Regions from separate parts of the Homo sapiens genome. Here region 2 is linked to region 1. A link is an interaction called in ENCODE POLR2A ChIA-PET data of the cell type or tissue named here. Cell type or tissue: PC-9. All regions are shown on one strand. Each heading gives the region's core, and the rest is flanking DNA. Links, peaks and the distances in the headings are about the cores only. Region 1 holds the start of PKP2 (plakophilin 2). Region 2 overlaps DENND5B (DENN domain containing 5B).

Region 1 (16,694 bases), core at 5,507-13,506:
CACTGTTTCAACAATTGCTTGTCTGTTTCAACTTGAGAGACAGGATAGTAACATGGAAATAATAAAAATTATACTCAGAACCACCACGAGCCCCCAGACCTTTTCAAAGAAGTTTAATTAAACAATACATACGAACCACCCCTGGTAATTGTTTCATGGCATGCTAATGTTAAATTCCTTTGAAGCTGATTTCCTTTTTGAGTCTTAGAAAGCTGAGGCTTTAAAGTAAGTAGGTGTTGTTTGCTGCCTTATCTCTCTGTCTGATTTGTACTTCTGTGTAGGCTGCAGAGTGTATTTCAGCTTACTGGAAAGCTGCTGTTGCAATCAAAATATTTCAAACGCTTTGTTCCTTAGTTGGAACAGCCAGTCAAGTAGTTGACCCAAGCATTATAGCAGAAGGACCAAGATAGTGCCCTTTGTTCTACCATATCAACTCTGTGAACTGTGAAATATTCATTCTGTTCCCTCCTAGAATGATCTTTCTCCAGTCACCTCCCTATGTCCAGTCCTACTGAATTTTTGAGATCTACCTCCAGGAAGCTTTTCAAAATTTCCTGCCACCAGGAGTAACTTACTTTTTTTTTTTTTTTTTTTTTTTTTGAGATGGCGTTTCGCTCTTGTTGCTCAGGCTGGAGTGCAATGGCGAGATCTCCGCTCACTGCAACTTCTACCTCCCGGGTTCAAGCGATTCTCCTGCCTCAGCCTTCCGAGTAGCTGAGTAGCTGGGATTACCGGCATGTGCCACCACGCCCGGCTAATTTTGTATTTTTAGTAGAGATGGGATTTTACCATGTTGGTCAGGCTGGTCTCAAACTCCCGACCTCAGGTGATCCTCCCGCCTCGGCCTCCCAAAGTGCTGCAATTACAGGCATGAGTCACTGCGCCCAGCCAATTTACACTTCTAAACTCCATAATATATTAGCCATTCTTTTGGGTCACTTACTACTTTTTATTTGGTAATGTATTTTTCTAGCGGTTGGCTTCCTTCTTCAAACTTTTTGCTTTAAAGCAAGCAGAGTCTTTGTGTTTAATTCAGCACCTGCACAGCGCCCGGCATGAAGAACATACTCATTTGATGCTTGCTGAATTCATCACACAGGTGATGCATTACTTTGTAGAAAGAACAGATTATGTGTGGAGTTGGGATTAAATTTCCAACCATTGCTGACAGACACATACTTCATATGTGAGATGGATTCTCATATCTATCTCAGCAATTGTTTCAAGAATATAATGAAGATTCTGGAATAGGCACATAGTAGATGCTCAGCAACATTCCCTTTTCTTCTGTTCATGGCTCCATTCCCTCCATTTATGGAAGAGTTGTATCTGCTTGCTCTCTTCCTAGCTGGCCATTCTCAGAGGATAAGAAAGAATATCTAATATGCCTCCTGTGTCTCCTACGCAGGGGAAGCTGATTTGGTTTCAGTTTAGCACTGGACCTATGGGCACAGAGAATGAATGGGTGTAATGGCTCCACTTTTCAAAGACTGGCCTCACTCATCCCGCAGTCTTTAGTCAGACCCCTAAGTCTAAATAAATATAAGGTCTTTCCCTCCATGTATTGCAGCAGTTCTGTGTTTTCTAGACCTCCCCAGCCTTTCAGAACTTCCTCAATTTTATTTAAAGAAAAATGGGAGGGGGCCACGGAGAGGCTTAGCATCTAACAAATCCCACTTTGTATTAATCATTTTAAAACTTAATGATAAAACTGATAAGTTTAAAATTCAGGTTTGGGAGTTTAAATACCAGCTCTGCCACTTACCATCTATTAGAGCTTCAGTGTTACTTAACTGCTTAGTTTCCTCATCTGTAAAATGAGGATGAAAATACCTAACTCACAAGTTTTTAAATACATATATATATATATATCTCAAATGAATGCAAACCACATCGCCCAATTCTTGGCACATAGTATGCACTCAGTTATATTAACTACGATCATTGAACATCTTCTCTTTACCTTTCAAGTATGTTAATATTGACTACGTCATCCTTTAGGATTCTTTTACACACACAGTACAGCCTCCCAGACTCTGCTGTTTGAAATCTCTGGTCTGGCCTGTTAGAATTTTTCTGTTTTCCTAATAGAAACTAGAATGGGTTAGCCTACATTCGCCAATGCCCAAGTTACTTCATACAGAAACAACTGAACGTTGCAGGAAACAGATATTCCAACTTAATTGCTCAATTTCTTTCCTCTTCTTTTTGCTATAAGCCAACATAGTGCTTTTATAATGCAAACTCACATACACAGCAACAAGAAGTAAAACAAGGGTCACTGAGTTGATCCCATCACCTGACTTCAGCAGGGGAGAAAAGGATACATCATGATCTCTAATTTTCACAAGTGGCTTGCCATCTTCTTTCCCTTCCACCTCCCCCGTCTATCAATCATGAACATAGTGTGCATGTGTGTGCTTACACCCCTTTCACCTTCGGGTTTAATTTTTTGGAGGGATCAGACTTGCATCACGCCCGCACTGGTGGGGGTAGGAAGCGCAGCTAGGCGGGCACGGCTGTTGCCGGCAGGGCCAAAGTCCCCTACCTCCTCCTCGGCGTGTTTGTTCCCTGGACCAAAGCCTCCTAACTACTTTTCTTCACTCCCTAGATCCACCACTCGCCTCCCACACAGGGTGGAGCGCCCCGAAGTACTTGCATAAGACAGCACAATCCCAATTTATAGGTTGTAGGAGCGCCAGTGCTGTCGGTTTTTTTCCCCAAGATATTTATGGGGGTCATTAATTATTTAACAAATCTAATAAAATTGAAGGGCTCCTTCTCCCAGAAAAAGATCGTACACACCAAAAATTCTGCATAGCATCTCAAGGTGTTTATAGACTCCCTGAACCTTCAAATTAAGTCCGCACCAGTGAGGGGCGCGGACCGGCGGAGTAGAAAAAGAAAGGGGTGAAATCTTGAAGTGAGTTAGTTAACATTGATAGATATGTACAATATTTAATATACATAGGTACCTATATGACAAAGCTGAGTAATAGGTTATGGAAAAGAGTGCTTTCCACAAGCAAGTCGGTCATACCGAAGACGGCGAGCAACAGGTGGGCAGAACACGGGGTCCCGCACTCCCAGCACGCGGGGTGAGGGCGGGATAGGAGGAGGTGACCGGGTGTGGGGCAGGGGGCGGCGCCGGGGAGCGGCGGGCTCCACTCACCGTTGCCCACGGAGCTGCGGCCCTTCCGGGCGAGGGTCTGCTGCACCTGCTCCTGGATCCGCAGGCTCTTGACTGTCTGGCCGCCGCGGCCGCTGCTCCCCGCCAGCTTCAGCTTGGCCTCGGAGGGCAGCGCCAGGCTGGAGCTGTCCAGTTGTCCCAGGATCTGCTGGCCCAGGACGGTCCGGATGTAGCCGTACTCAGCTGGGGCGCCGGGGGCTGCCATGGGGCCGGTGGGGGCGACCGAGCTGCTCGCCTGCCTCTGGACTCGCGGGCGAAGCCGCCACGGAGCTGGGGGCGCTGGCGCGAGCCCCGCCCCGCTCGAGTCCGGCCCCGCCCCTGGCCCGCCCCCCGCGCCGGTGAGAGGCCCGGGCCGGGGGGGAGCTCGGCCTCGTGGGCCGGACGCCCGGCCTTCCCTGAGGAGGGGGCGCGGCTCCGGCCGGGCACGCGCAGTCGGGCCCGGGGGCGGGGGCGGGGGCGGGCCGGACCCGCTGAGCGCGCGGACACCTGGAGACTTGTACCCGCCCGCGGGGAGGTGGGGAGAGGGGCGCGGTTCGCCTGGGGTCGCGCACGTTGTCGGAGTCCCAGCGGATACCGCCTGCCGGGGCCGCGCCCCGCTCTGCCCACGCCCCGCGCTGGACAGGATGGATTTCCGCTCGATGCAGGGAGGGGCTGCCCTGCAGGCAGGTGAGCCCTCGAGAGTCACTCCTGTTCTTGGACTGAGGCTTGCCTCCGGGATCCCCGAGCGAGTAGTATGTCTGGTTAGTCAGGCTTTGTCGCACTGTTGGAAACGTTTCCTGGTTTTCCTGGACCTGAGGGTGAGAAAGGGCTATTTGGTCAGGCGGAAAGGGCAATATGAGGGAAATGTGCCAAGAAGATAACGTGTGAAATAAAAGACTTTCTAAAGAGAGTGTTTTTTTTCTTAGTACAACGTCAGGACTATGTACTTTTTGCACAGATGCAGTCCCAGAAACATATGTTCTTCCTCATTGAGAGCTTCTGTTTTCTCTTGGATACACAAATTGTACCCAGTACTCTTGCTAACCCATTCCTCTCTTACGAACACACCCACACAGAGAAACTCCAACAAGAGGCTCTAGAGAAGAAATGAATTTTAATAGACGATGCTTTTTAAATAGCCCTGCTAACGTTGATTAAGTCCTCTTTATTACAGGCTCTTTGTAGAGAGATCCACGGAGAGGGCCTCCAACTTTCAATCGAATCTTCCACAACTTGTATTTATCGTGCTATTAATTATGTTTCACCGCAGTTGACTACTGAGAACTTGAGAGCTAAGCTCAACAGAAAGGATCCTTGACCTTAAAGTTTACAACCAAAGCCACTTGTCCTGATTTGCCTCTTTGGACTTAAGAGGCAGAAAGAAAAACATGTATCCCTGGTATTAAGATAATATTCCCTTTGATTGCTTGGGTTTGTATGTTCACTTTCCCTCAAATCACTCAATTGCTGCAAAACCCCACTTACTCAAGTCTGAAGTGTTTGGAGAACGCAGCTTCCCTCGTCTTTGTTTTCCTACCCACACCCTTCTGCCTTTAGACACACACTGAATGCTTAGACACACAATGCACAGGTATATGGCCTCCCTTTTTACATGAGCGTCCAGGGAGTGAAGAGGAAACCAAAGGACTGAAAGCGTGGACAACAGAGTAGTGACAGTTCCGCCACCCTTTGTCAGCAGGCCACATGGCTAAGTGGGAGCCATATGGATGTGAGTCCTGGAAGCAATTGCTCCCACCCCAATAGAATGGACCACTATTTAGGCAAATTACACCTTGTGTAAAGCTTGCTTATGTAGCCAGGTGGAAACATCCAACCATGATGCTGAGATGTAATTGAAAAGAGAGGGGTGAACTGAAGGTAAGTGATGATAGAAACGTCCAGCAACATTCCTGTTTCTCTCTCTCTCTCTCTCTCTCTCTTTTCATGGCCTCTTCTGGCAGACCAGAATCTGCTGCTTTGAGAGACAATTTCAGTATCTGTCCATACAGGGTCAGTTGGGGCATTCCTTGTTATTTTGTACCTGAAGAGCCATGACTTAAAATGTCAGCTCTGCCTCCAATTAGATTCCTCACCAGGAGACTAGAGAGGAATTTTTCTCATTTATTTTAATGAGCCAAACCTCAGATACTTTTTTCCTCTCAAATTAATTTTTTTAAAGTGTGTTGTTGGAATTGATTATCCTGTTGGGTAGGTACCAATAATTGGGCACATAGAAATCTTGTTGTTGGATTGTTAGGTGATTTGAGGGGAGGGAAGGTGATTAAAAGCACAGCTTGTGAGTGAGGAAAATCTAGGTTTTAACCTTAGCTTACCCCTTGTAAGTATATGGCCACAAGCAAGTTTTTTTAGATTTTTATAACTCTGTACATTCTCTTATCTATAAATGGGAGCAATAAAAGTATCTACTACATAGTTGTATTAGTCTGTTTGTACGCTGCTGTGAAGAACTACATGAGACTGGGTAATTTATAAAGAGGTTTAATTGACTCACAGTTCCTCAAGGCTGGGGAGGCCTCAGGAAACTTAGAATCATGGCAAGAAGGCACCTTCTCACAGGGTGGCAGGAGAGAGAATGAAAGCTGAGCAAAGGGGCAGAAGTCCCTTATAAAACCATCCACCCCATGAGTCAATTACCTCCCACTGGGTCCCTCCCATGACACAAGGGGATTACGGGAACTACAATTCAAGATGAGATTTGGGTGCGGATACAGTCAAACCATATCAATAGTGTTGTTATAAAAGTTAAACAATAAGTAGTACATTAGATATGTTCAGCGTCCCCAGAGATCCACTTCCTTTTCTTTTCTTTTCTTTTTGCGATGGGGCCTCGCTCTGTTGCCCAGGTGGGAGTGCAGTGGTGTGATCTCAGCTCACTGCAGCCTCTGCCTCCTGGGTTCAAGTGATTCTCCTGCCTCAGCCTCCCAAGTAGCTGGGACTACAGGCATGCACCACCACACTGGGTAATTTTTGTATTTTAAGACTAGGTTTTGCCATGTTGGCCAGGCTGGTCTTGAACTCCTGACCTCAGGTGATCCACCCACCTCAGCCTCCCAAAGTGCTGGGATTACAGGCGTGAGCCACTGCACCCAGCCCAGACATCCACTTCCTTTTTTTTTTTTTAAAATTTTTTATTTCCGTAAGTTTTTGGGGAACAGTTGGTATTTGGTTACATAAGTAAGTTCTTTAGTGGTGCCAGAGATCCTCTTTTCTTTTTTTCTGTTTTATTTTACGTGTGTGTGTGTGTGTGTGTGTGTGTGTGTGTGAAAGGGTCTCAGGCCAGGTGTGGCGGCTCGCGTCTGTAATCCCAGCACTTTGGGAGGCTGAGGCAGGAGGATCACCTGAGGTCAGGAGTTGGAGACTAGCCTGGCCAACGTGGTGAAACCCCATCTCTGCTAAAAATACAAAAATTAGCCGGGCGTGGTGGCAGACACCTGTAATCCCAGCTACTTGGAAGGCTGAGTCAGGAGAATCGCTTCAACCCAGGAGGCAGAGGTTGCAGTGAGCCAAGATGTCACCATTACACTCAGCCTAGACGACAAGAGTGAAACTCTGTCTCCAAAAAAAAAAAAAAAAGGTCTTGCTGTCACCCAGGCCGGAGTGCAGTAGTGCAATCTCTGCTTACTCCAACTTGCATCTCCCAAGCAAGCCTCCCACCTCAGCACCCTCACCCCCATCGCCAAGTAGCTGAGACCACAGGCGAGTGCCACCACCCCCTGCTAATTTTTTGGTATTTTTTTTTGTAGAGACGGGGTTTTGCCATGTTGCCCAGGCTGAGATCCACTTTTAGACCACCTCACTTCTTTCAGGTCTCTGCTTTTTTGTCAACTTACTGGATGAGACCCTTTCACATACAGTCACTCTTTCCCTTCTCCACTTAATTCTTCTCCATAGCACTTACTTTAATCACACATGCTTTATGTTTTACTTATTTAATTGTTGATTGTTTCCTTGCTGGAATATAAACTCTGTGAAAGCAGGGATTTTGTTTTGCTTACTGCTGTTCTCCAGGACCTAGAATAGGTAGGCAATAGGAATACATGGAATGAATGAATCATGCGTAAAAGCTCTTAGTATCTTACATATAATAAGTGCTTAACAACTGTTAGTAATAATGATTTAGGCTTTCAATCATTATGTTGGTAACTCTTATCTTTTAAAAAGTCACTTAGGACTGGGTGTAGTGGCTCACACCTGCAGTCCCAGCACTTTGGGAGGCCAAGGCAGGAGGATGCTTGAGCCCAGGAGTTTGAGACCAGCCTGGACAACATAGGGAGACTCTGTCTCTACAAAAAAAAAAAAAAAAAAAAAAAAAAAAAATTAGCTGCTTGTGGTGGCAATGCACGCCTGAGGTCCCAGCTACTTGGGAGACTGAGGTGGGAGGATCACTTAAGCCTGAGAGGTTGAGGCTGCAGTGAGTCCTGATTGCTACTGTACTCTAGCCTGGGTGACAGAATGAGACCCTGTCTCAAAAAACCCACAAAACAACAACAAAAAGTCACATGGATGCCATTATATGCTAGGTAGTCTGCTAATTAGCTATGCAATCATCCTTATAAATAAAAAACAAACTAAACCAAGATAAGGTTTAAAATTTTTGAATACTCACAGAATGCAATGATTCAGTAGAACAATACCTTTGAAAATCAGAAAAACAACTTAAAAGGATGTTTTTGCCAGGCACGGTGGCTCACGCTTATAATCTCAGCACTTTGGGAGGCCGAGGCGGACAGATCACGAAGTCAGGAGTTCGAGACCAGCCTGGCCAATATGGCAAAACCCTGTCTCTACTAAAAATACAAAAATTAGCCGGGCATGCTGGCAGGCGCCTGTAATCCCAGCTACTCGGGAGGCTGAAGCAGGAGAATCACTTGAACCCAGGAGGCGGAGGTTGCATTGAGCCAAGATCACACCACTGCACTTCAGCCTGGGTGACAGAGCAAGACTCCGTCTCAAAAAAAGAAAAAAGAAAAAAGGATCTTTTTAGAGGTGAGAACCTCACCCACAGGGTGAGGATGTATGCAGACTCTAGTGTTGTGCTCCTAAATGTAGCCTAGATGTGCTTATATTCCAGCAGCGAGCAGGCCCTGTCATGTTCTTCTCATTTCTTGGGAAAGCTGCCTACCCAGCTTCCTAAACTGTGAGCAAACCCTGAGATAACAGTGAAAGGTAGCTTCTAGCTAACAAAGCGAAGCATGGAATAAAATGCTTCCTTTTATTGAATCCTTTTGCGGTGTTTGGCTGTTTTACGATTTGCCACCTTTTAGTATTTAGGTTCAGTTTTAAAAACTCTTCCATTTCTTTGGTTTTCATTTACCACCAGAATCTGTAAAAAGAAAAATAAAAAGGCAAAACCACAGGAATGTTGAACTGGAATGTAAATAATAGATAACCAAATTATGAGGCTACAGTTCCTTTTGCTTTGAACCTACAGTAAAGATTCAGAAATTCTTGAGTTTAAACCTTGCATTTTTATTTGCTTTATACACTATATAGCCTCAAGCAATAATCATTTATTGTTTTAAAATCTACAGTTAGGGCTTCCACAGAGTAATCTTTATTTTCTTTAACCATACATAAATTCCTATATGAGAAATTTTAATATGCAAAAAATTCAGGAAGTTACTAGAAGACTAAATATAGTATAAATGTTGGAGCAGAAAGAATATTTTAATGGAAAGAACATTAATGGCACCAAAGCTCTTTGATTTATATTTTAAAAATAATAAACTAACATTCTCATGAATGCTAACTTACGTGAAATATTTTCTGCTACTATCTCTAGGCTATTAATATATATTGCTTTTTAAAAACATATTTCCTAAATTAGTGTAAGGGACCTGGCAGGTAGAAAATTTAAAACAAACCTCAGAATTTAGTCCCTCTTTTAGCAAACAGATATGTTGCCAAGGCAATTGGTAGCAGTTTTATCATTAACCACATGTAATGAAACTGGATCAGGGCTAGAAAAGGAAGCTATTCACATGTAAGATGCTGAAAACCACTCTCTGATGGGGACTTTCAACAGCAATGGGGGTTAAGGTGTTTATATGTCATTCAGATGTTCATTTTGTCTGCAATTTTGGATATATTGTAGGCGTGTAGGTTTGAAACCTATTCTTTTTGAAAGACCCCAAATGTGGTGTAGGAGGTGGAAATCAGGTGGGCAACCCTGAGGGCTGGCAATGAAAAATTTGTTCATAGTCACGGAGGCTTCAAAACAGTCCCTTTAATCGTGACTCATGGGCATGCAGAAGCACAGTACATTAGTTAAAATGAATACCTTCTGGATGGATGACCACAGCTGCCCCATTAATGGTTGTCAGATCTTTCACCTGATGTTCAGAGATGCTGAAGGGTGAGCACAGCATGGACAAGTCCTACCATAGGTTCTTGGCTTTAATAGGGACCATGGTCAGAACTCCTTTGTCTCTACCATAGAACCCAGCACCGAGATAGCTAGCAGGTGCTCAAATGAATAGTGAATTGAGTGTACTATCTCACCTATAGGTATTTCAATTAATTAGTTTGCCTGTGGGCCCAGCTGCAGCTGAGCAGAAGGAAACATCCTGAAGGACATGGCCTGGCCTGAAACAATATGCCGAAGTGACTTGAGGGCCGGCTATGGGAACACAATGTTTAGTGATTTCTAAGCTTATGAAAATATCAGAGAAACTCAGTAGGATTGATTTTCATAACTCTGTAGAGAGTATAGCACCTCATTGTCATGCATTGTTTAAATAATACTGCACTATGTATATTTTTTGAATTGTTTGGATATTATCTGTATATATTGATGGATATAGGTATATAAATTCTCAAATAATTTGCATTTGTAATATGTCTCATTTTTTTCCATACACACTATTATTTCCTTGAAATTAAAAAACTGAAGTATTACATTTCATATAGAAAAGTAATACTAATAATCTGGATTGGATTCTAAAAGCCCCCCTGCCCCACACAGACACCCTTTTTTCTTTCACAAATTTGCAACATCATCATAACATGCTAGAGTGATAAAATATATTCTTGATGCCAGACAGAGCTGGATTAGATTTGTTGCTTTGCTATGTGACCTTAGGCAAGTCATTTATATTCACTGAGCTTCAAGCTTTTTGTTTATAATAGGGTATCATTAATAGTATTGGCGTCTTAGGATTGGCATCTTAGGATTGGCAGAACATTCACTTAGTTACTAAATATAAGGTACTTAGATCTCCTAGTTTATAATTAGTGTATCAGTTATCTATGGTTGCAAAAGAAAAACATAAACACATAAAACAAAAAACCTTCCCAACATTTAAGAGCTTAAAACAAAAATGATCTCTTTTTCATGATTTTGTGGTTGATCCAGTTCTGCAGGCCTGGGCTTTTTTCACTTTTGTGGCTAAGGCCAGCAGGTGACTTGGCTGGGGCTGGATAGTCTAAGACAGCCATACTCACACATCTGGGATTGCAACTGGTGTGACTGGAACAACTACGAGGACTGAGCCTCTCCTTCCATGTGACCTTTCATCCTCCAGTAGGCTAGTTTGGGCTTCTCCACATGGTGGTCTTGAGTAGGAGTAGTATTCTAAGACAGCAAGAGCAGACACAATCTAGATCTCTTTAAGTCTAGATTCCCAGCAAAATGTTATTTTGACAGATTTCCTTCCTTCCTTCTGTCCTTCCTCCCTCCCTTGCTCTCTCTTTCCCTCCCTCCCTTCTTTTCTTTTCTTTTTCTTTTCTTCCCTCCCTCCCTCCCGCCTTTCCTTCCTTCCTTCTGCCCTTCCTCCCTTCCCTCGCTCTCTCTTTCCCTCCCTCCCTTCTTTACTTTTTCTTTTTCTTTTCTTTTCTTTTCTTCCCTCCCTCCCTTCCTTCCTTCTCCCCTTCCTTCCTTCCTTCCTTCCTTCCTCTCTCTCTCTCCCTTCCTTCCTTCCTTCCTCTCTCTCTCTCCCTTCCTTCCTTCCTTCCTTCCTTCCTTCCTTCCTTCCTTCCTTCCTTCCTTCCTTTCTTTCTGTGGAGTCTTGCTCTGTCACCTAGGCTGGAATGCAATAGCATGATCTTGGCTCACTGCAACCTGTGCCCCCTGGGTTCAAGCGATTCTCCTGCCTCAGCCTCCCAAGTAGCTGGGATCATAGATGCCTGCCACCATGTCTGGTTAATTTTTGTATTTTTCGTAGAGACGGGGTTTCACCATGTTGGCCAGGCCGTTCTCAAACTCCTGACCTGAGGTGATCTGCCCGCCTTGGCCTGCCAAAGTGCTGGGATTAACAGGCATGAGCCACCACACCTGGCCTCATTTTGACCACACTCTACTGAATGAAGCATGTCACATGACCAGCTCAGATTCAAAGGGCAGGGAAAGAGACATCACCTTTTAAGGGAGAAAAGATAAAGTTGTATTACAAGGGGTATGCATGCAGGGATGGGAGGAGATATTGTGGCAGTCTTTGCAAACCATCTTAACACCTTAATGCTCAATAAATGGTAACTATTATTATTATTTTTTATTTTAGAGTTGGCATATCTCTCACAGGTTGTCAGGATTATTATTACTTTTTGATGGCTGGAAGAAATAAGTCAAAGGAAGGCAATCTTTATTTACTCATGATGAGATACGTTGTCTCTTACATAGCTCTCTGCCTGTGATATCAGTGGAGCTTAAGCTCTATTCACAGGAAACTTGGGTATCTAGGAATCATGACATGTTTCACTAGACGTGAAGCAGTCCCTGCTGTTCCTCTGCTGGTTCAGAAGTGAGTGGAGTTCCAATTTCTTCCCTGTCTTAGTAAGGTCACTGATGCTTGAACAGTCATCATCTTGTATTTTATTCAAAGTATACTCATTAATAATAGAAAATACTAAATGCACAATTGAACTTCAAAACTGATGAATAGTATGCTTTTATTGTGGTATCCCTACTTACAATGATAAGAGAAAAATACATGATACCTTTACAATAGTAAGAAGGAAAGTGTGCTATTCATTTGGAGAATAGCTGTTGTATTTCAGAATAACAGCAATTTATTTGTCCAATCCCATTATTTTACACTGCTTTCCCATTATTTTCTGTTCTGCAGTAGGATCCTAATTTAAAAGTTGTCCAAGTGAGGCTGAGAGGTAGGGATTCCCTTATTATTTCTTGAAGAAATATACCTGTGCATTAATTCTTTCCACTTCCTGGAATATGTTTTCCACAGATTTCCATGGGCTTCACTTGTTGTCATTCAGATTTGTTTAAATATCTCTTCCTCAGAAAGAATTTCCCTGGCCAACAGTCTGAAGAAGCCACCTCGTCACTCTCTGCAAAGTACTTAGCATGACTGATAATGTTCTCGTTTGCAGAGGTGTATGTGTTCATATGTATTATCTTTCCTAGTAGAATGTAAGATCTAAGCAAGCAGAAACTGTGTCTTGTTCACCAATTCTTCTGTAATTCTTAGAATCCATACATGGAGTAAGCTTACAAGATGTGTTAAATGAATAATAACAGAAAGATATTTTAATTTTAACGCTTCTCTCCTTTTTTTTTTTTAATTTTTTAGACAGAGTCTCACTCTGTCACCCAGGCTGGAGTGCAATGGCGCTATCTTGGCTCACTGCAACCTCCGCCTCCTGGGTTCAAGCGATTCTCCTGCTTTAGCTTCCCGAGTAGCTAGGATTACAGGCACCTGCCATCATGCCCAGATACTTTTTGAATTTTTGTAGAGAACGGGGTTTCAGTATGTTGGCCAGGCTGGTCTTGAACTCCTGACCTCAGGTAATCCACCCACCTCAGCCTCCCAAAGTGCTGGGATTAAAGATGTGAGCCACCACGCCTGGCCTGCTTCTTACTTTTTAAATAGAGTTTAAATTTGGGGACAAACCTTTTTGTATTTTTCTGAAAGATGGTTTATAATGAACATGAGATTCTGAGACATTTATATGATTTCATTATTATTATTTTACTTAATGCTGTGAATAACAGTGTTAAGTGAAGGTAAGTTTAAGCAATCACCTGTGTCCCCAATCTGTTTTGATTCTGGAACCTGAAACCCAGAGCTTAGTGCTGAGTTCTGGCAAATCTCCCAGAACCACCGCCCTTTAGTTAGGGCTTCTGTGTCAATTCTCTAAAGGGCAAAGGCCTTTTGGGAAACTGGATTTTATGGTTTCAGGGATAGGTCTAAACAATACATACTTCTGAATCCCCAAGGTCATTTGTTTTATCTTTATAGGCCAAGATTTCCTGCAGCAACTGAAATTCTCCAATATTTTCACTGGATTGAACTAAGTTAGTTCAAATTTAAAACCTATTCAGTAATACTCTTTTTAAGCTTGAAGTGTTCTTGCTTAGGTAGCAGGAAACTTTTTGAAGGGATATTCTTGCTACAGAGCCAAAGTCAAATAGAAATCTCAGTGGTTACTTTGTGGTACAAAAGAGGATGTAAGAACATTCTTCTGCAGTTGTGACTGTGGCAACAGCTTCTGTGAAAATCGTCCAAATAAGTCCGGGTGCGGTGGCTCACACCTGTAATCCCAGCACTTTTGGAGGCCGAGGCGGGTGGATCACATGAGGTTGGGAGTTCGAGACCAGCCTGGCCAACATGGAGAAACCCTGTCTCTACTAAAAATACAAAATTAGCTGGGCGTGGTGGCGCATGCCTGTAATCCCAGCTACTCAGGAGGCTGAGGCAGGAGAATTGCTTGAACCCGGGAGGTGAAGGTTGCAGTGAGCTGAGATCGAGCCATTGCACTCCAGCCTGGACAATAAGAGGGAAACTCTGTCTGAAAAAAAAAAAAAAAAAAAAGAAAATGGTTCAAATGATGTGCTAGCTATTTTGATTAACCTTGGGAATATTTCAATTTTGTTGACTTCAGCAGAAAAAAATGAACTTTTGAGTCATGAATAACAAGGCAATTATTGACTCCATAAACAAAATGTCAGGGATGTTATTGGAAAAGTACTAAGTGAGGAAGTTACCCCATTGAAGTCTCCATTGCTTAAGTGATCAAGACAGCATTAATTATCATGGCATTCCAAGACCTTCCTTCTGGGCCTCACTTTACCAAGCTGACTTTATCTCAATGTATGGAACTCTTCAGCATCAACATTCGAAAGCAGCCAGGCCAAAATTCTTATTATACCCTAAATTATTGGTGCTCATTTCCTTTTATTTTGGTGGCTACATAGTTTATTTCTGCCCATCTTTTAAGATCCAGTTCATGCTTCCTCTCCTTAGTAAGGCTGACTTCATCTGCCCTCATGGGTTCCTCCTGTCCCATTCCCTAGAATCTTTAGAGTCATGTTTTTGCTTCCTGATAATCAAAGGAGATGACATAACATTTTTAAAGAGCTCAGCCTAGTGTCCTGAAAAGATGCCCCTTTTTTGTTTGTTGGCATATATAACATACTGAAAACAAAAACTGGGGTATTAAAAATGAATAATACATGCACGAGGTATGAAGAAATACAGCATGATGGTTTAGAACATAGCCTCTGGAGTTACAGAAACCTGAATTATTTTCCTTACTCGGCCCCTTACTACTTGTTTAACTTTGGTCAGTTTGTTAGACTTCTCCAAGCCTTATTTTCCTACCTTGAAAAGGAGGGTAATACGTAGTACACATTTAATAGGGTAAACGTGACAAGTGAAATAACAGATATGAAAATTATTTACAAATCATAAAACAAGTGAAATAACATATATGAAAATTCTTTATAAATCATAAAAGGGCTGGGCGTGGTGTCTCACACCTATAATCCTAACACTTTGGAAGGCAGAGACAGGTGGATCGCCCAAGGTCAGGAGTTTGAGACCAGCCTGGCCAACATGGCGAAACCCTGTCTCTACTAAATATACGAAAATTAGGCCAGGCATGGTGGCTCACAGCTGTAATCCCAGCAGTTTGGAAGGCTGAGGCAGGTGGATCACCTGAGATCAAGAGTTCGAGACCAGCCTGGCCAACATCGTGAAACCCTGTCTCTACTAAAAATACAAAAATTAGCCGGGCGTGGTGGCGCAGGCCTGTAATTCCAGCTACTCAGGAGGCAGAGACAGGAGAATTGCTTGAACCCAGGAGGCAGAGGTTGCAGTGAGCCAAGTTCGTGCCACTACACTCCAGCCTGGGTGAGGGAGTGAGACTCTGTCTCAAAAACAAAAAAAATCATAAAGTACTATATTAATGTTAAATATTATCTTGTATATTTTAGAATTTTTATATATGTGGCATCAGAGTTAACAGATTTTTTTTCTTTTTTTTGAGACGGAGTTTCGCTCTTGTTGCCCAGGCTGGAGTCCAATGGCGCCATCTCAGTTCACTGCAACCTCCACGTCCTGGGTTCAAACAATTCTCCTGCATCAGCCTCTGGTAGCTGGGATTACAACAGTTTGTGCCACAATGCCTGACTACTTTTTTGTATTTTTAGTACAGACGGGGTTTCACCATGTTGGCCAGGCTGGTCTCAAACTCCTGACCTCAGGTGATCCACCCGTCTCGGCCTCCCAAAGTGCTGGGATTACAGGCGTGAGCCACCACGCCCAGCCTACAGATTGTCTTTAAGCCAGCAACATGCAAGACAATAGCTATGAACTTGGCATCCCAAGAGGAGAAGTCACATTCTTTCCCTGGAGGGGCTTTCGCTGCAGATAGGGGTACAAAATATGTCTCCTCATAAAGCAAAATATGTCAAAGGTGAAATAACAATAGTATGTCAAAAATTACTCAAGGCAAAAATAAAGGAGGTGGTAAAGGGTGTCACAAAATTGGAAAGATAAATAATATTTCTGAAGTCGCAGGAGTAAGAGATTGCTTTCAGATTGGTGTAATCGGAGGATTTGTAGAGGCTATGGTTGGGTGTTAAGTGAGCAGGGGCTTGAGGGTAGGTAGGATTTGATTAGGTGGCAAGTGGGTAGAGGGTAAGAGAGAGCAGAAGTGTGGAGGTGGAAAAGGGTAATAGTTGGAAGGTTAACAAGGAAACCAGTGTGACTAGAATAATTCAAGCTAGTGTTCCCAGACTCAGTTGAATATTAGAATCAAAGAGGAAACTTTAAAAAATTATACAGATTTCTGAGCTCCATTGCGGATGAAATAAATCAGAATCTCTGAAGGGTGGGGTCTGGAATCTGTAGCTTCAAAAAGCTTTCAAGGTGATTCTAAGGAATAGCCAATTTTGGAAATCACAGATAAAAAGGATTAGTAGTTTAGAAGCAATAAACTTAATTAAGGTTCAAACTCCAAAGGCCTTGAATGTTAAGACTGCGGATTGTATTTAACAACATTCTCAAACTTTGGTAATGTATGGATATTGTTTAAAGGGGGAAAAATGTCTCTGGGGACTCTATAAGAAAACCGCAGAATTCTGTGGAGAGTCACAGAAAGTTTTGGGGGACTGACCGTGCTCAGAGGTATGATTCTGAGATATCAGTCTATTTGTCATCTCTGGAATGGGCTGGAAGAAAAAGAAAGTGGAGATGGATTGACAAACTAAGAGACCACAGGTACAGTGTAGGAATTATGGGATCAAAAAGAGAATTCAGGGCTC
Region 2 (16,694 bases), core at 5,316-13,315, 1.4 Mb before region 1:
AGGACAAAAACCTTGGAGTCATCTTTAACTTCTTCCTCTCTTTCTCACTTACCCCATTATCCAATCCATCAGCAAATATTATCAATTCTATCTTCAAAAATACATGCAGAAACTAATTGCTGTTGCTTCTTTTTTTTTTTCTTTTTTAGAGGTGAGGTCTTGCTCTATCACTCAGGATGAAGTGCAGTGGTACAATCACAGTTTACTGCAGCCTCAAACTCCTGGGTAAAAGCAATCCTCCCGCCTCAGCCTCCTGAGTCAGAAAGTAATTGTTTTGATCTTTACGCTTACCACTCTAATCTAAGTCACCCTCTTTTCTTGTCTGGATGTAACAGCCTGTTTCTGCCCTTGTCCCCCATAATCTATTTCCCTTATAAGAGCCAAAGCAATCCTTAAAAAATATGTTAGATCTTGTCACTCTTGCCAAAATTCTCCAATGGACTCTTATCTCACTAAAAGCTGATGTCCTTATAATGGCCTGCAGGGAAGCCCTGCATGACTCAGCCCCCAACAACCTCTCTGCCCTCATCTTATACTCTCTAACTCACCCACTCTGCTCCAGCAACAATGGCACGTTACTGTTCTATGAACACACCCCGCGTGCTCCCATCAAAATCTGCTCTTCCCTTTTCCAGCAGCTTTCTTCCCCTTGGTATCCACATGACTCATTCCTTGTGGCAGATATAGCTCCAATAATATTTCTACTTTCACACACTCTTCCAAACCTTGACACTTCCCCATTAAGAAGTGGAGCTCACTCTCCTTGAACCTGGGTGGGCTGCTGAGAGTGCCTATACCAGGATCTGGGAAACTTTTTCTATAAAGAGACAGATAAGTATTTTAGGCTCTGGAGGCCATTACAGTCTTTGTCACAACTGCTCCACTCCACATTGTATTAGGTGAGTGCAAAAGTAACTGTGGTTTTTGCATTGTTGGAATTTGCCATTTGACATTGGAATACACTTTTTAAATAAATGTGGTTATAGTATACATCTTTTTTTTTTTTTTCCAAGACGGAGTCTTGCTCTGTCACCCAGGCTGGAGTGCAGTGGCGCGATCTCGGCTCCCTGCAACCTCTGCCTCGCAAGTTCAAGCAATTCTCCTGCCTCAGCCTCCCAAGTAGCTGGGATTACAGGCGTCTGCCACTGCACCTGGCTAATTTCTGTATTTTTAGTAGAGATGGGTTTCACTATGTTGGCCAGGCTGGTCTCAAACTCCTGACCTCATGATCCGCCTGCTTCGTCCTCTCAAAGTGCTGGGATTACAGGCTTGAGCCACTGAGCCTGGACCATCATTTTAATGGGCATTTCTCGCTTTATGTTTTTTTGCTAATGACTTATTACTTGCTGTTTATTTTAGATTTTAGACTGAAAATGTTAGACAAAAAAGCAAATTAGAGCAGTTTTCTTTTCTTTTCTTTTTTTTTTTTTTTTTGAGATAGAGTCTCACTCTGTCACTCAGGCTGGAGTGCGGTGGCGCAATCTTGGCTCACTGCAACCTCCGCCTCCCAGGTTCAAGCCTCAGCCTCCCGAGTAGCTGGGACTACAGGCCTGCACCACCATGCCCAGCTAATTTTGTGTTTTTAGTAGAGACGGGGTTTCACCATTTTTGGCCAGGCTGGTCTCAAACTCCTGACCTCAAGTGATCTGCCCGCCTTGGCCTCCCAAAGTGCTGGGATTACAGGTGTAAGCTACCCGACCCGGCCTCGAGCAATTTTCTTATTCAAGTTCAAAATGGGTCGTAAAGCAGTGGAGACAACCACAACATCGACAATGCATTTGGCCCAGGGACTGCTAACTAACGCACAGTGCAGTGGTGGTTCAAGAAGTTTTGAAAAGGAGATGGCAGCCTTGGAGATGAGAAGCATAGTGGCTGGCCATCAGAAGTTGACAATGATCAATTGAGAGTAATCACTGAAGCTGACCCTCTTCAGCAACATGAAAAGTTGCTGAAGAACTCAACGTCGACCATTCTATGGCCGTTTGACATGTGAAGCAAATTGGAAAGGTGGAAAAACTCGGTAAGTGGGTGCCTCATGAGCTGAGTGGAAATTTTAAAAAATCGTCATCTTGGAGCCAGGTGCGGTGGCTCATGCCTGTTATCCTAGCACTTTGGAAGGCTGAAGCAGGCGGATTGCCTGAGCTCAGTTTGAAACCAGCCTGGGCAACATGGTGAAATCCTGTCTCTACTAAAATACAAAAAATTAGCAGGGCGTGGTGGCATGCACCTGTAGACCCAGCTACTCAGGAGGCTGGGGCAGGAGAATTGCTTGAACCTGGGAGGCGGAGGTTGCAGTGAGCCGAGATTGTGCCACTGAACTCCAGCCTAGGCAACAGAGTGAGACTCCATCTCAAACAAAACAAAACAAAACAAAACAAAATAAAATAAAAGCATCATTTTCAAGTGTCGTCTTCTCTTATTCTACACAGCAACAACGAACCATTTCTCAATCAAATTGTCATGTGCAACAAAAAGTGGATTTCATTAGACAACCGGCGATGACCAGCTTAGTGGCTGAACCAAGAAGAAGCTCTAAAGTACTTCCCAAAGCCAAACTTGCACCAAAAAAAGGTCACGGTCACTGTTTGGTGGCCTGCTGCTGGTTTGATCCACTACAGCTTCCTGAATCCTGGCGAAATCATTACATCCAAGAAGTATGCTCAGCAAATCGATGAGATGCATCAAAAACTGCAAAGCCTGCAGCGGGCACTGGTCAACAGAAAGGGCCCAATTCTTTTCCACAACAATGCCTGACCGCACATCACACAACAAATACTTCAAAAGTTTAACGAATTGGGCTATGCAGTCATGCCTCATCCACCATGTTCACCTGACCTCTTGCCAACTGACCACTTCTTCAAGCATCTCGACAATTTTTTGCAGGGAAAACGCTTCCACAACCAGCAGGATGCAGAAAATGCTTTCCAAGAGTTCATCAAATCCCAAAGCACGGATATTTTACGTTACAGGAATAAACAAACTTATTTCTCATTGGCAAAAATGTGTTGATTGTAATGGTTCTTATTTTGATTAATAAGGATGTGCTTGAGCCTAGTTATGATTTAAAATTCTGTCCAAAACCACAATTACTTTTGTACCAACCTTTAAACACGTAAGTATGGTTTTGTTCCAACACAATTTTATTTATAAAAACAGTCAGCTGGACAGATTTGGCCTGGGGGCCATGTATGCCCACCCCTGGCCTAGTCAAGTAAAATGCAACAGCAGTGACAAGTGACAGAGTGACTTTTGAGCAGAGGCTAAAAAAGGCAATACAGCTTCCATCTCCTCTCTCTCTCTCTCTCTCTCTCTCTGGTAACCTGGTAACACACTCTGGGAGCCCTGAGGCAACATATAAAAAGTTTAGCTAGCCTGAAGCTGCCTGACTGGTGAGACCAAATGAAAGACCACACAGAGACAGAAGGAGCCCTAGCTATATGCCTGGTCCAGGAGACAGGCCTGTGAGTGGGTGAGCTTTCAGATGATTTCAGTCCTCAGACTTCAAACCTTCCAAACTAACACCAAGTAGAATACAGGCGCAGCCAACCAAAAGCTACCTACATTGCAGATATGTAGGCTAAGTAATGATTTTGTTGCTTTAAATCAAGGGTCAGCAAACAACAGCCCTGCTATGGGTTTAAATATATGTGTGCCTCCAAAATTCATATGCTGGAACATCACTTCAGGGTGACGGTATTAAAAGGTGGGGACTTTTGGGAAGTGATTAAGTCATGCAGGCTCTGCCCTCATGAAAGGATTCGTCCTTCTTATAAAAGGTTGAAGGGAGCAGCACCCTAGTGCTTTCTGCCATGTGAGGATACAACATTTGTCCTCTCTGGAGTACACAATAACAAAGTACCATCTTAGAAGCAGAGACTAGGCCATCATTAGACCCTAAACCTACAGACACCTTGATCTTGTACTTTCAACCTCTAGAACTGTGAGAAATAAATTCTTATTCCTTGTAAGTTACTCAGTCTGAAGTATTTTATTTTAGCAGGAGGAATGGAGTAAGAAAAACCCTTAGGTCAAATACAATCTGCCACCTGATCTGTAAATAGTTTCACTGGGATTCAGTCACAACCATCCACTTATGCACTGTCTATGGATGCCTTCACACTACAACAGCAGAGCTGGGTGACTGTGGCAGAAACTGTATGCCCACAATACCTCAACTACTTATTATTTGGTTCTTCATGAAAAAAATTGCCAAGCCCTATTTTAAGCCATTAACTGGTAGGCGGATGGATTGTCATGCAGCGATAGATAATCAAAATACTTCCTTACTTCCCTTAAGTCTCTACATAAATACTACCTTAGAGAGGTCTTCCTTTACCTTTCCATAAAAAATAGTGTTCTCTTCATCTTTTGCATGCCATAAAATGTTACTCCTCTAAAAAGTATTTATTGTGGAGAAGCAATTAAAGTCTTGCACCACTGTAAACATATGTACATTATATAAACATACACATTACTAGTATTGTATAATTCTGTTTGATCTCTACATTGCCAGCTACTCAAGGGCTAGTACTTCATTTCAATAACTTTAAACATTCAAGGGAACTGCAATGGAATAATATACCATTTGGGGCCATAACAGGTGGTGACTGATAACATGGGTAAAAAGAAAAAACTGTGAAGCTCAGCATTAGTGCACCAGTGAAAATGTCTTCATATTTCATATCATTGAATATGAGATGTGGAAAGGACTAAGGCAGATTTACTCAATTCTTTTACATATTAAATTACTATGTATATTTGGATAGAATGAGATATAGACTTAGGTAAAACCTATGAATACCTGGATTTGGTAGGGGGTAAAAGCCACTTATTCCTAGTCTTAGGAATAACTGTATAAGGAAAGGCTATGGCAGAATCTTTTAATAATTCTACGTTCACATTAAGGCTGATTTCATCATAACAAGTTAATGAGTTGCTCTGCTGATAGCATGAATAAAAACTCATTTGGCTGGGTGTAGTGGCTCACACCCATAATCCCAGTACTTCGGGAGGCTGAGACGGGTGGATTGCCTGAGCTCAGGAGTTCAAGACCACCAGCCTGGGCAACATGACGAAACCCTGCCTCTACTAAAAATACAAAAAATTAGCCGGGCGTGGTGGGACACACCTGTAGCCCCAGCTACCTGGAAGGCTGAGGCACGAGAATCGCATGAATCCGGGAGGCAGAGGTTGCAGTGAGCCAAGACTGCACCACTGCACTCCAGCCTAGAAGACAGAGTGAGACTGTCTCAAAAAAACAAACAAACAAAAACAACAAAAAACCCTAAAAACCCAAAAACTTCATTTGACACATTTATTGTAGTCAATAAAGATTGTAGAAGGGATAATTTGAATTATTCTTGCTCCAGGCTAAACTCAAACTTGTTTAGCACAGTGCATGGCATATAACAATTGGTTGAATGAATAAATGAATGAACAAGAAAACAAACAAAAACAGCTGGGGGTAAAGCACCAGGCTTAGTTCACCTCTTGATCTGGTCTGTAATTCTTTTTTTGTCTTTTTGGAGACGGAATCTCACTCTGTCGCCCAGTCTGGTATGCAGTGGTGTGATGTCAGCTTACTGCAACCTCCACCTCCTGAGTTCAAGCAATTCTCCTGCCTCAGCCTCCCAAGTAGCTGGGATTACAAGTGTGTGCGATTATAGGCGTGCATACCCGGCTATTTTTTTTTTTTTTTTGTACTTTTAGTAGAGACGAGGTTTCACCATGTTGGCCAGGCTGGTCTTGAACTTCTGGTCTCAAGTGATCCACTCGCCTCAGCTTCCCAAAGTGCTGGGATTACAGTGTGAGCCACAGTGCCTGGACTTCAGCTTGTAATTCTTTTTCCATCAAGTAGGCAATACAGAAACATAGTGACCACCAAAGTCAACATAAAGATTTAATTTAATTGATAGGCGTTCCTGTCATCCTAAATCACAAAATCATAGCTCAACTGCTGTTGAACAGCTGCCAAATATTCCCTTAAGGGTTTGTAGCTTTCTTGAGCGCACATTCAAACATTTACAGAAAAAGCTTGCCAAAAGTTGTACTCAAAGTGAAGAATGGCTTTCTATGCTACAGACAACAGATGTAAGAATTTTTCCTAAATGCTCTTCCAACAAATCAAAAAAAGTAAGAACTATATATCTAATCGGGAAACATGAACTGCAAAATGCTATTATTTTTCCATTTTTAAAAGATATACAGTACTGTTTTATATCAGGAACTACAAGATACTTTCTCAGAAAACCTGAGTTTCATCAGAATTGTTAAACTGTCAGGAACTACAAGAAATCTCAGAAAACCTGAAATATAAATCAAGATTTGTTTATCACGGTATTAAACATTTCTAATTAACCCTTAACTTTGCTATCTACTAACAATACCCCCTCACCATCCCACAATAAAACAACTAAAAATTAGAGGTGTCACTGATGATCAGACTACTACTAGTAACCAGATTACTTTAGCCAAAGCAGGCTTATAATGACAAGTGTGTAACTTTCCCAGTTTGAGTCAGCAAATGTTCTTATATTTCTCTAGACCGTTTCAGGCAGTTTGGCTAGAATTTTAAAATTCCTTTTTCCACATCTTGTAGTTCTATGACTTCCATGGCCTCTCCCTCATTATGCAAATACAATCATATACTGTATAACCACACTCTGGTCAACAATGGACTGCCTATAGGACAACGGCTGGAGCAATACGTTATACCATATAACTTAGAAGTATAGTAGGCTATATCACCTAGGTCTGTGTATGTGTATATACACTCTATGATGTTTGCACAATAAAATCACCTAACAACACATTTCTCAGAATGTCTCCCTCCCTCCCTCCCCTCTTCTCTCCCTCCTTCCATAAACACTTATTTTGTCCCATGTTTTGCATTAGATCTTGGTAACTCAAAAGACAAAGATAAAAATAATCCTTTCCTTTAGGGAGTTCACAGTCTAGTAGGAAAGACAGACACAGAAACCAGCAGTTACCAAAAAAATGTGATCAGTGTTGCTACGGACTCTGTTCGAGATATCATAAGAAAAGACAGAGTAACTACTCCTGCTTAAGAGATGGTTTTGCAGTGGAGGTCACACCTAGTCAAGGACAGGGAAGAGAAGTATTGTAAGCAAGTATCACTTCATTTATTCAACAATTTGAACATCTACTATGCGCAAAGCTAGGGATATAACAATGAATAAGAGACACTGCTCCTGTTCTCATGGTGCTTACATTAAGCACGAGATACACAGTTGACTACTAGCTAAGTAATTGGTTAACTGCAACTGAGATAGGTGCTACAAAAAGGTATACAAGGTACTAAGAGAACCTAAGGTGACCTGAGTGCTGGGAAGACGGTGGAAGGTGATGGTCAGGAGCAGCTTCTCTATATAAATGTTTACAGTGAAGTCTGAAGGAATAGTAAGAATTCACTAGGTGAAGGAGAGGTGGAAGAGCCTTCCAGAGAGAAGGAACAGCAGAAGCAGAAGCTATAGTATGAGGAATGAAATGGACAGGTTACTGCAGGAGTCCAGGTAAGAGATCTTGATGGTTTGGACCAAGGTGAGTATACGGAACAGAGAGAAGTAGACAGATAACTGATTATATATGGGAGAGGGTGAGTAAGTGAGAACTTTCAGGGTGATGTGTACATTGTTGGACTTGGCAAGTAGGTGGATGGTTGTACCATTCACTGACAAAAGACTGGTGGGACGAATAATGAATTCAGTTTTGGATATGTTGCATTTGAGATGCCAGTGAAATATTCTAGCTGCAATGTTAAGGAAACGGGCGAGAGGATGGGGGTGGCGGGGGCAAAAGGGTCTTCCAGCAATGGTCCTCCAGCAATGAAAGCCCCATTCCTATAATTTTACTGTGAGATATGGCTAGGCATCGTGGATCACACCTGTAATCCTAGCACTCTGAGAGGCCGAGGTGGGCAGATTGCTTGAGTCCAGGAGTTCGAGAGTAGCCTAAGCAACATAGCCAAACCCCGTCTCCTCAAAAAGTACAAAAATTAGCCAGGCGTGGTGGTGCACACCTGTAGTCTCAGCTACTTGGGGGGCTGAGGTGGAGGATCGCTAGAGCATGGGAGGTCAAGGCTGCAGTGAGCCAAGATTGCACCAGTGCACTCCAGTCTGGATGACAGAGTCAGAACCTGTCTCAAGAAAAAAAAAAAATTTTATTGTGAGCTTGAACCTAAACTTGGCTCAAAATGAGGGCTTATCTTCATTCTAATGTCAAACCTATGAATGTAATTTGGGATTATCCATTTCAAATTCAAGTAATTGCTAAGTCTACAAAAAGTATATATAGCCCTTTTTCCTTTTACTCTTACAAGATAAGCATCTGAATAGGTTTCTTCAGCCAACCTTTCACCGTTTACTCTTTGCTCTTCATTCCACTATATCCTTCTTTGTAATCAAAGTTAACAGCAAATTATAAAGTAAGAGCTTTATAATAGTTATTACTCTTTTGTTACCTAAAATATATTTATGATGTTTCATTAGGACAGACATAAAAAATAGAATCCTTATATTTTCATACAGTTTGCTTAAAAGTTATTGACCATGTTTTCTTCCTATGAATTCTTAGGTACAACACAGGCTTAAAGATAAGATCTATCAACTAGAATATTACATAGTCATGGATGCCAATAAGCAGATTACCTCAAAGAGATGTGAAAGTGGGGTGGGGGACCTTCAGCTCTGTTTGCAATGCTTTATTTCATTTAAAATGAAATGCAGACCAGGCACAGTGGCTCACAGAGGTCGAGGCGGGCAGATCACTTGAGGCCAGGAGTTTGAGACCAGCCTGGCCAACATAGGGAGACCCCGTCTCTACCATAAATACAAAAATTAGCCAGGCGTGATGGTGCGCGACTATAATCCCAGCTACTCAAGAGGCTGAAGCATGAGAATCACTTGAACACCGGAGGCAGAGGTTGTAAGTAAGCCAAGATTGCACCACTGAACTGCCAGGGTGACAGAGTGAGACTGTCTCAAATAAATTAATTAATTTAATTAAATGTACTGCACTCCAATCTGGGAGACAGAGTGAGACTGTGGAAACAAGGGAAAGAAAGAAAAGAAAGCAAAGAAAGGGAGGAAGGGAAAGGGAAAGGAAAGGAAATGTAGAGCTCTGAAGCAAACATGTCAATGTTGACATATGTTAGTTCTAGGTGATTAATACATACATTGACTGTTTATTGTATTGTTCTTTCTGTTCTGTGATATTTACTTTTTTTCATAAAAATCTCTGATCAGCAACTGAGGAAAAAAAACTAATTCAGGAATTATTTCACCTGTCACTTGTATTTATTTTCTATTTTATTTGCACTGTACTCATACACATTAAACATTTTATTTAACAAAGTTCACTGCTTTGGGTACTTAATTTATGTATGAAATTAATGACCTTTTATTCAAAGCACTACTGTTGTTAGAGGAATGACTAATATTACAGAAGGTGATGACTCACTGCGGTGGAATTTTGCTAAAGGCAAGACAAAGCTTTATATCTTTAGGTGGGAATAAATTACAGCTTCATACAAACGCACTTACTAGTAAATCAAAGAGGAAATTAAAGGCAGTAAATCTGTGACCCGAATGCAAACTACTTTAATGGGATGCTTTTCAGAGATTTTCCAGGAGTACAAGCAAATCCTTTTAGATTTGCAGCAATAAAAAAAATGCTATGTGGTGCTTAACCATCAAAACACAGCCTTTGCGATTATTCTTCAGGGGGAAACTTTTGCTGCTTACATAAAATAACCTCAGGGGCAAGGAGTAAAGAAAATATCAAAGATCAAGGAAGCTGATAATTACTTTAAAGATTAATGTTTTGCAGATAGAGGCAAAAGCTATCATGGATATCTCACTATTAATTCATTCAAATGATTAAAAGAAAGAAAACACATGAAGGGTGGCATTTTGTTCCAAATGACTGTGGATTCATATAGTAAGAACGTACTTGTACCCAGGCCCCAGTGATCCTCCCACCTCAGCCTCCAGAGTAGCTGGGACCACAGGCATGGTGCCACCACACCCAGCTATTTCTTTTTTAATTTGTAGAGACAGGGCCTCCCTATGTTGCTTAGGCTAGAACCTCACTTTGAATACCATTCTGATTTCTCACAGAATAAGTTATATTTTGAAATATCTTACTAATTTAAGAAGATTAAGTATTGTGATCTATTCATATTCTTATCCAGTTTTCCACTGCTTGATTTAAACACTCTTTTCCTAAATGCCTTTCTATTAATTTGCTGCATAAGCAGCTCATAAGTTATTTTTTTGTCACTGCTGTTCAACTATTTTAGTCAGATGCTTGTCTGGACTCTTCCAAGTCTTATAAAGATAACTAACAGTTGTGTTCTACATAATATCTATAGTAGAGTCTTCACCAAAGATGACGCTAGGCATCTACAATATTAACTTCCAGCAAAATGGCATCTCTGATTATTTTAGTATTGTATAACAGTTTAGGAAAATAACCACATTGTACTCTGTAAGGAATCAAAGTCAAAGTGCCAAGTGCTTTAGGCATTTGTCCTTACAAATAGCACCATGCTATCCCCTCCCTAGAGCGAGCCCAGGCTGGAAAGAGTTTACTGTGATACAAAAATATCACAAAGGGTCCAGTGTGACCCATAACATTTCCAGTGTAGATCAAAACTCAGTTACACAGTTTTTCTTTTGGGAAGGCAGCAAGGCAGTTGAGAAAAAAAGTGAGCTAGAGAGTAAAAATGATCTGGATTTAATTTCTGAGTCTTACTGCCTAACTTTGGGCAAATTACTTAACCTTTGAAAATATAAGAATTCTCACTGGGTACATGTAAACATGTATGTGAAAATAACATACATAAAGTACTCTAGCAGGCATCTAGTGAATATTAATTTCCTTCTGTTAGATTATCAGGTTATAATGGAGTCTTTTAACAATATCTTTAAAATACTAAAAAAGAGGCCGGGTGCAGTGGCTAACGCCTGTAATCCCAGCACTTTGGGAGGCTGAGGCGGGTGGATCACTAGAGGTCAGGAGTACAAGACCAGCCTGGCCAACATAGCAAAACCCCATCTCTACTAAAAATGCAAAAATGAGCCAGGTGTGGTGGGATGTGCTCATAATACCAGCATTCTGGGAGGCTGAAGGAGGGCAGATCACTTGAGGTCAGGAGTTCAACACCAGCCTGGCCAATATGGTGAAACCCTGTCTCTACTAAAAATACAAAAGATTAGCTGGGCATAGTGGTGTGCGCCTGTAATCTCAGCTACTCGGGAGGCTGAGGCAGGAGGATTGCCTGAACCCAGGAGGTGGAGGTTGCAGTGAGCCAAGATTGTGCCACTGCACTCCAGCCTGGGTGACAGAGCGAGACTATCTCAAAAACAAAAACAAAAACCAAACAAAACAACTCAAAAATAGCAATGGCTATCACTGTGTCTCAGTTCACCTTTAATCATTTCTGTATCTTTTTTATTTTTTTCCCATTCTTACGTATATACCCAATTCATTTCTATATCTATCATGCCTGCTACCTCCTTACTTTGGGGCCCCCTGAATTATATAATCATAGAGTTTATGAACATCTCAAATATTATTCAGGCTTCTAAGAAGAGCCCTTCCTAAATAATCTGAAAACTATGACCTACTTTATTTCTAAGACCCTCTCAAGGTTGACTATCTCTCTATCTTCTATCTATCTATCTATCTATCTATCTATCTATCTATCTATCTATCCATCCATCCATCCATCCACCTACCTACCTACCTACCTCTACCTACCTACCTACCTACCTACCTACCTACCTATTTTGAGACAGGGTCTTGCTATGGTGCCCATTCTGGTCTCAAACTCCTGGGCTCAAGCAGTCACACTGCCTCAACCTCCTGAGTAGCTGGGCTTATAGATGCACAACATCATGCAGGGATAAAAGAGACATTTAATCAGCACTGGTAACTCATTATGAGGCAGGAGAACAGGGTCTGGAGGCAGGGAACCTAAGGCCGATTCATGCTGACTTTCTAGAACTAAATCAAAAGGAAAACCCCAACTTTCCATGCCCAAGTAGCAAAAGGACCAGTGGCTACTCCCTTTGTACCTTCCCCCTACCCTTTTTCTGCATGACAGACTAAAAACTGAAAGTACCTCTGATTGTTTCCTTCCCACAACCAATCAGGATGGTCGTGGGCCAAGTCTTCATTTGCATAGGAGTGTAACTTTGTAACTTCACTTCAGCCTCTGATTGGTTGTATGTTTGTGTAGGGTGTAACTTTGCTTCAGCTTCTGATTGATATCCTCCCACAACCAAACAGACTGATCGTGGGCCATTACTTCATTTACATAGAGTGTACACTAAGTAACCAATGGAAAACCTCTAGAGGGTATTTAAACCTCAGAAAATTCTATAATGGGCTCTTGAGCTGCTTGCTCGGGCCTGCTCCCACCCTGTGGATTGTACCTTCATTTTTAATAAATCTCTGCTTTTGTCGCTTCATTCTTTCCTTGCTTTGTTTGTATGTTTTGTCCAATTTTTTGTTCCAGACACCAAGAAGCTGGACTCCATCCACCGGTAACAATAATACAAATTCAGATTTCTACTGTACCTAAATAACGCAATTAAGTTGCTTTTCATCTTTACACTGTCTGTAAAAATGACAAATTATAGGCCTACCATACAATATTCCTTGAAACATGAGAACTGTAATCAGGCTCTTTCCATCAGGCTCCTCTCAGGCCAATAAAGTAATATCACTGTTTATCAAAGCTTCTACATATTAATACAAATGCACAACACAGTTTAATAGTAGGAAACTAAAATGGGCTTTTAGGATCTATTGTATAAACTTATTAACTATGGAAACCCTGGGCAAGTAACTTGCTTCTCTGAGCTTCTGCTTCCAGATCTTTAAAATGAGGAGAGTATCACATTTCTTTTTTTTTCTTTTTTTGAGACAGAGTCTCGCTCTGTTGCCCAGGCTGGAGTGCAGTGGCGTGATCACGGCTCACCACAACCTCCGCCTCCTGGGTTCAAGTGATTCTCCTGCCTCAGCCTCCCGAGTAGCTGGGATTACAGGCATGTGCCACCACACCTGGCCAATTTTTGTATTTTTAGTAGAGACGGGGTTTCACTATGTTGGTCAGGCTGGTCTTAAACTGACCTCAGGTGATCCACCTGCCTCGGCCTCCCAAAGTGCTGGGATTACAGGTGTGAGCCACCACACCCGGCCTCACATTTCTTATAAAATCACTTAAAGAATAAATGAAATGAAATAAGGTAGACATTCAAAATACAGTCACTACCTTCATATTAATAAAGTGAAAACAAGGCTAAAGAGTAAATGAGGGGAAAAAAAACACATACCATGTTCACCGCATCTTGATCAAAAGGGTTCCATTCTATATTCTGAGGATAGTGGGCGAGAACTTTGGATTTGAATGTTCTTCTCAAAGGACTCTGGTCAAAATTTTCGCCTACAACAAATAATACATAGTTAATATCTAGAACTTTTCCAAAAGCATGTCATAGTTTTCTATTTATTTTATAGTCCTACTACTGACTGATAATGTTGAGATCTGATTCAATTTCTGCCTCTAACCATCTGTATTGTAAAATCCCGATGGACAACTAAAAAACTGTTAACAACAGAGCAGCATTTAAAACTTCAGAATCTGAATTTTAAAATCCTGGCTACTCAACTGATACTAAAAATCAAAATATGGTAATATAATCATTGCTGTAACCTAATTATGGTCCACATTTCAGTGTGTGGTAATAATAAACTATATGAAAACATTTACTTCAGAAAAGAAAAGTCTTACATTAAGCTAATCATATGTCTTATGATCCTAAAATTTTATACACACTTAGACCCCCATGCTACAGTGCTCAAAGGAAGCAATTTTGCTTGAGTTTCCACAAAAATCTCTGAGAAATGTGATTGCATATCCAGGTTCTCCAGTAACAAAATTAACAGAATTAGAAACATCATTGCTGAGTCATCCTGTTTAGTAGACAGAACACATTAAACATACTAACCTTTTAAAATAAATGAGCTATCCTAAGTTAAATTCATTATCTGGCAAAATTCTGGAAACATAAAAGTAGGCTACATTTTAATTACTAAGAAAATTCAGGCCAGGCACAGTAGCTCATGCCTGTAATCCCAGAACTTTGGGAGGCTGAGGTAGGAGGATTGCTTGAGCCCAGGAATTTGAAACCAGCCTGGGCAACATGGTGAGACCCCGTTTCTTTTCTTCCTATTTTTTTTTTAATAAATTTTTTAAAAAGTAAAACATTGAAAATTCAATAATAGCTATCAGATTAGTTTTTTTAACCTCCTCAACCAGAGTAATTCCCTTAAGACCTATTATCCCTAAATGTTTTAGTTTCATGAAATATTTTAAGGTAGACGGATCTTAAATTCCCAATGTCAAAAATTTGGGATCAAGGAACTAGAAGATCTTGCAACAATTTTATTGTGTTGTGTGTTTTCCTACTTTTAGAGTTCTAATTAAGTGCAAAATACTAGCTGTTACAGCAAAAGATAAATGTCACTTTACCAGTATTTATACTATTAAAAATATCACAAAGCAATTTGATTTATGAATTGTATTTGACTTCTAGTTAGACTCAGTTTCTATTTTGGGTAAAAATATGAAAAAAAAAAACCACCTTGGAATGCAAAACAGATCGCAGAAGGACGAAAAAGTCACACTCAAAAATCTTGCTGGAGACAACAATATAAAATACATAGGAATTTTTTTGAACAAGGACACATAATTTAAATACATTTGCTTAGGCAACTAAACTACTATTTCTAACTGAAGTCCTTGGCTAATGATCATTATTTTCTTTAGATTCCTCTGACTTATTTAGGCAAACATTTCATCTCTGTATTTTTCTACTCCATACTTCCATCTTCTAAGAGTTGAGAGCATTCATTTCTAGAAGAGAAATTGTCAGACATCCTTAAGGAGAGTTTATCAATTTTTGCACCAAGCTTCTAGAGTATGTAAGCATCAAAAAGTCAGCAGAGGAATGTGAAACTGTCCATGAGAGTCAATGTGGCTGAAGAACAGATTCAGGGCTCAGAACTGATTTCAGGAAGAGTCCATGATGTTTTTAAGCTGATGCTAGATTTTCCTGTGAACACTAAGAAATTGTAAATTATTCACTTCTTCATTTAAAAAAAAGTTACTTGGCCAGAATGTGGTGGCTCATGCCTGTAATCCCAGCACTTTGGGAGGCTGAGGTGGGCAGATCACTTGAGACCAGCAACATAGTGAAACCTCATCTCGAAAGAAAGGAAAGTAAGGGGGAGCGGCATGGGGAGGGTGGAGGGGGAGGGGCATGGGGAGGGGCAGCGGAGGGGGCAGGGAGGGGCAAGGGGAGGGGGCAGGGGGGGCAAGGGGAGGGGGAGGGGCAGTGGAGGGGGCAGGGAGGGGCAAGGGGAGGGGTAGGGGCAGGGGCAGGGGCAAGGGCAGGGGGAGGGGGCGGGGAGGAGAGGGGAGGGGAGGGAAGGGAAAGAAAGAGAGGAAAGAAAGGAAAAGAAAAGAAAGATAGATTGATTTTTTAGGTTACTTTTCATTTCACTTTAGAGAAAAAACAAAATTCCTCCCAGTTATAGTCTAAGCTGCTGATAGTGTACTGACACAGCAACAGCGTAACTTCATGATAGCCATCAAGAAACCCTCTCCTTCACCTACCCTCTAACACCAGAAATACTTGCTTTTATTATCCACAAATGTAAATAAAATATGAAACACTGCAGAAGCAGAAGAAACAAGACATAACCTATCATAAAACTCCTTGCAACACTTACCTTTTAATTCAGTCCTGCCTGTGTATAGTTAAAATAACATTATCTTCATTCATGTATCAAGTTATTAATGGGACAGGAGATATATCAGAAAGGTCATGAAAGTGCCATTCTCAATATAATTGTTCTGTTAACTAAGGAACATTGCACCTTCTTGACACACAAAGAATCAACAAGAAGGAAACCACCTCCAGAAAGAAATAATTTTACAAAAACAAAAAAAGCCACAAAACAGTAACAAATCTAACAAAAGAAAAGCAAAACCACCACCACCACTGCTTATTAGACTGCTTAAAAAAGGGGTAACAGGAAAGATCATTGCTATATATACACAGCTGTCTTGGCAAATATGATTTGGAAGGATATTAGGGGAAGAACTAACTATGTAGAAATTCTGATATCACTGTTAAGAATTCAGAAATGGGCCGGGCACTGTGGCTCATGCCTGTAATCCTAGCACTTTGGGAGGCTGAGGCAGGTGGATCACTTGAGGTCAGGAGTTCGAGACCAGCCTGGCGAACGTGCTGAAATCCTGTCTCTACTAAAAATACAAAACTTAGCCAAGCATGGTGGCATGCACGTGTAATCCCAGCTACTCAGGAGACTGAGGCAGGAGAATCAGTTGAACCCGGGAGGTGGGGGTTGCAGTGAGCCAAGATCACACCACCGCACTCTAGCCTGGGTGACAGAGTAAGGCTCCGTCTCAAAAAAAAAAAAAAAAAAGAGAATTTAGAAATGACTGGATGCAGCTATTCCTACTAGCACTGGCCAAAAGAAGAGAATCTTGGTGATGACTTTTGGGGATGAGAGATGGGGGAACAACCTATACTTCTCATTTTAAACACAAGTTTTACCTCTAACTTAGAATTTACTGC

Evidence for each region. Peaks named below come from ENCODE experiments on the same cell type or tissue, not always from the same donor. Only the 100,000 strongest peaks of a DNase experiment are listed, where the experiment ranks them.
Region 2: POLR2A ChIA-PET joins it to region 1 with 11 read pairs; 2 of 35 experiments call an interaction of 5 or more read pairs at or near these places.

The regions. Positions count from the first base shown.
Region 1 is chr12:32,893,337-32,910,030 of GRCh38, forward strand. PKP2 (plakophilin 2) reads right to left here and starts at 3,441. Exons shown (of 13, transcript NM_001005242.3): 1 at 3,173-3,441. The coding sequence starts at 3,395. RefSeq lists silencers at 3,440-3,549, 3,750-3,849. In PC-9, for the core only: no CTCF peak of the experiment used is centred there; a DNase peak (open chromatin) is centred at 8,545.
Region 2 is chr12:31,482,449-31,499,142 of GRCh38, forward strand. It overlaps DENND5B (DENN domain containing 5B), which reads right to left. Exons shown (of 21, transcript NM_144973.4): 2 at 13,362-13,471. Among named protein-coding and RNA genes, the nearest start is that of DENND5B-AS1, 99 kb to the right of the region's middle. In PC-9, for the core only: no CTCF peak of the experiment used is centred there; a DNase peak (open chromatin) is centred at 9,483; H3K27ac peaks cover 2,221 bases.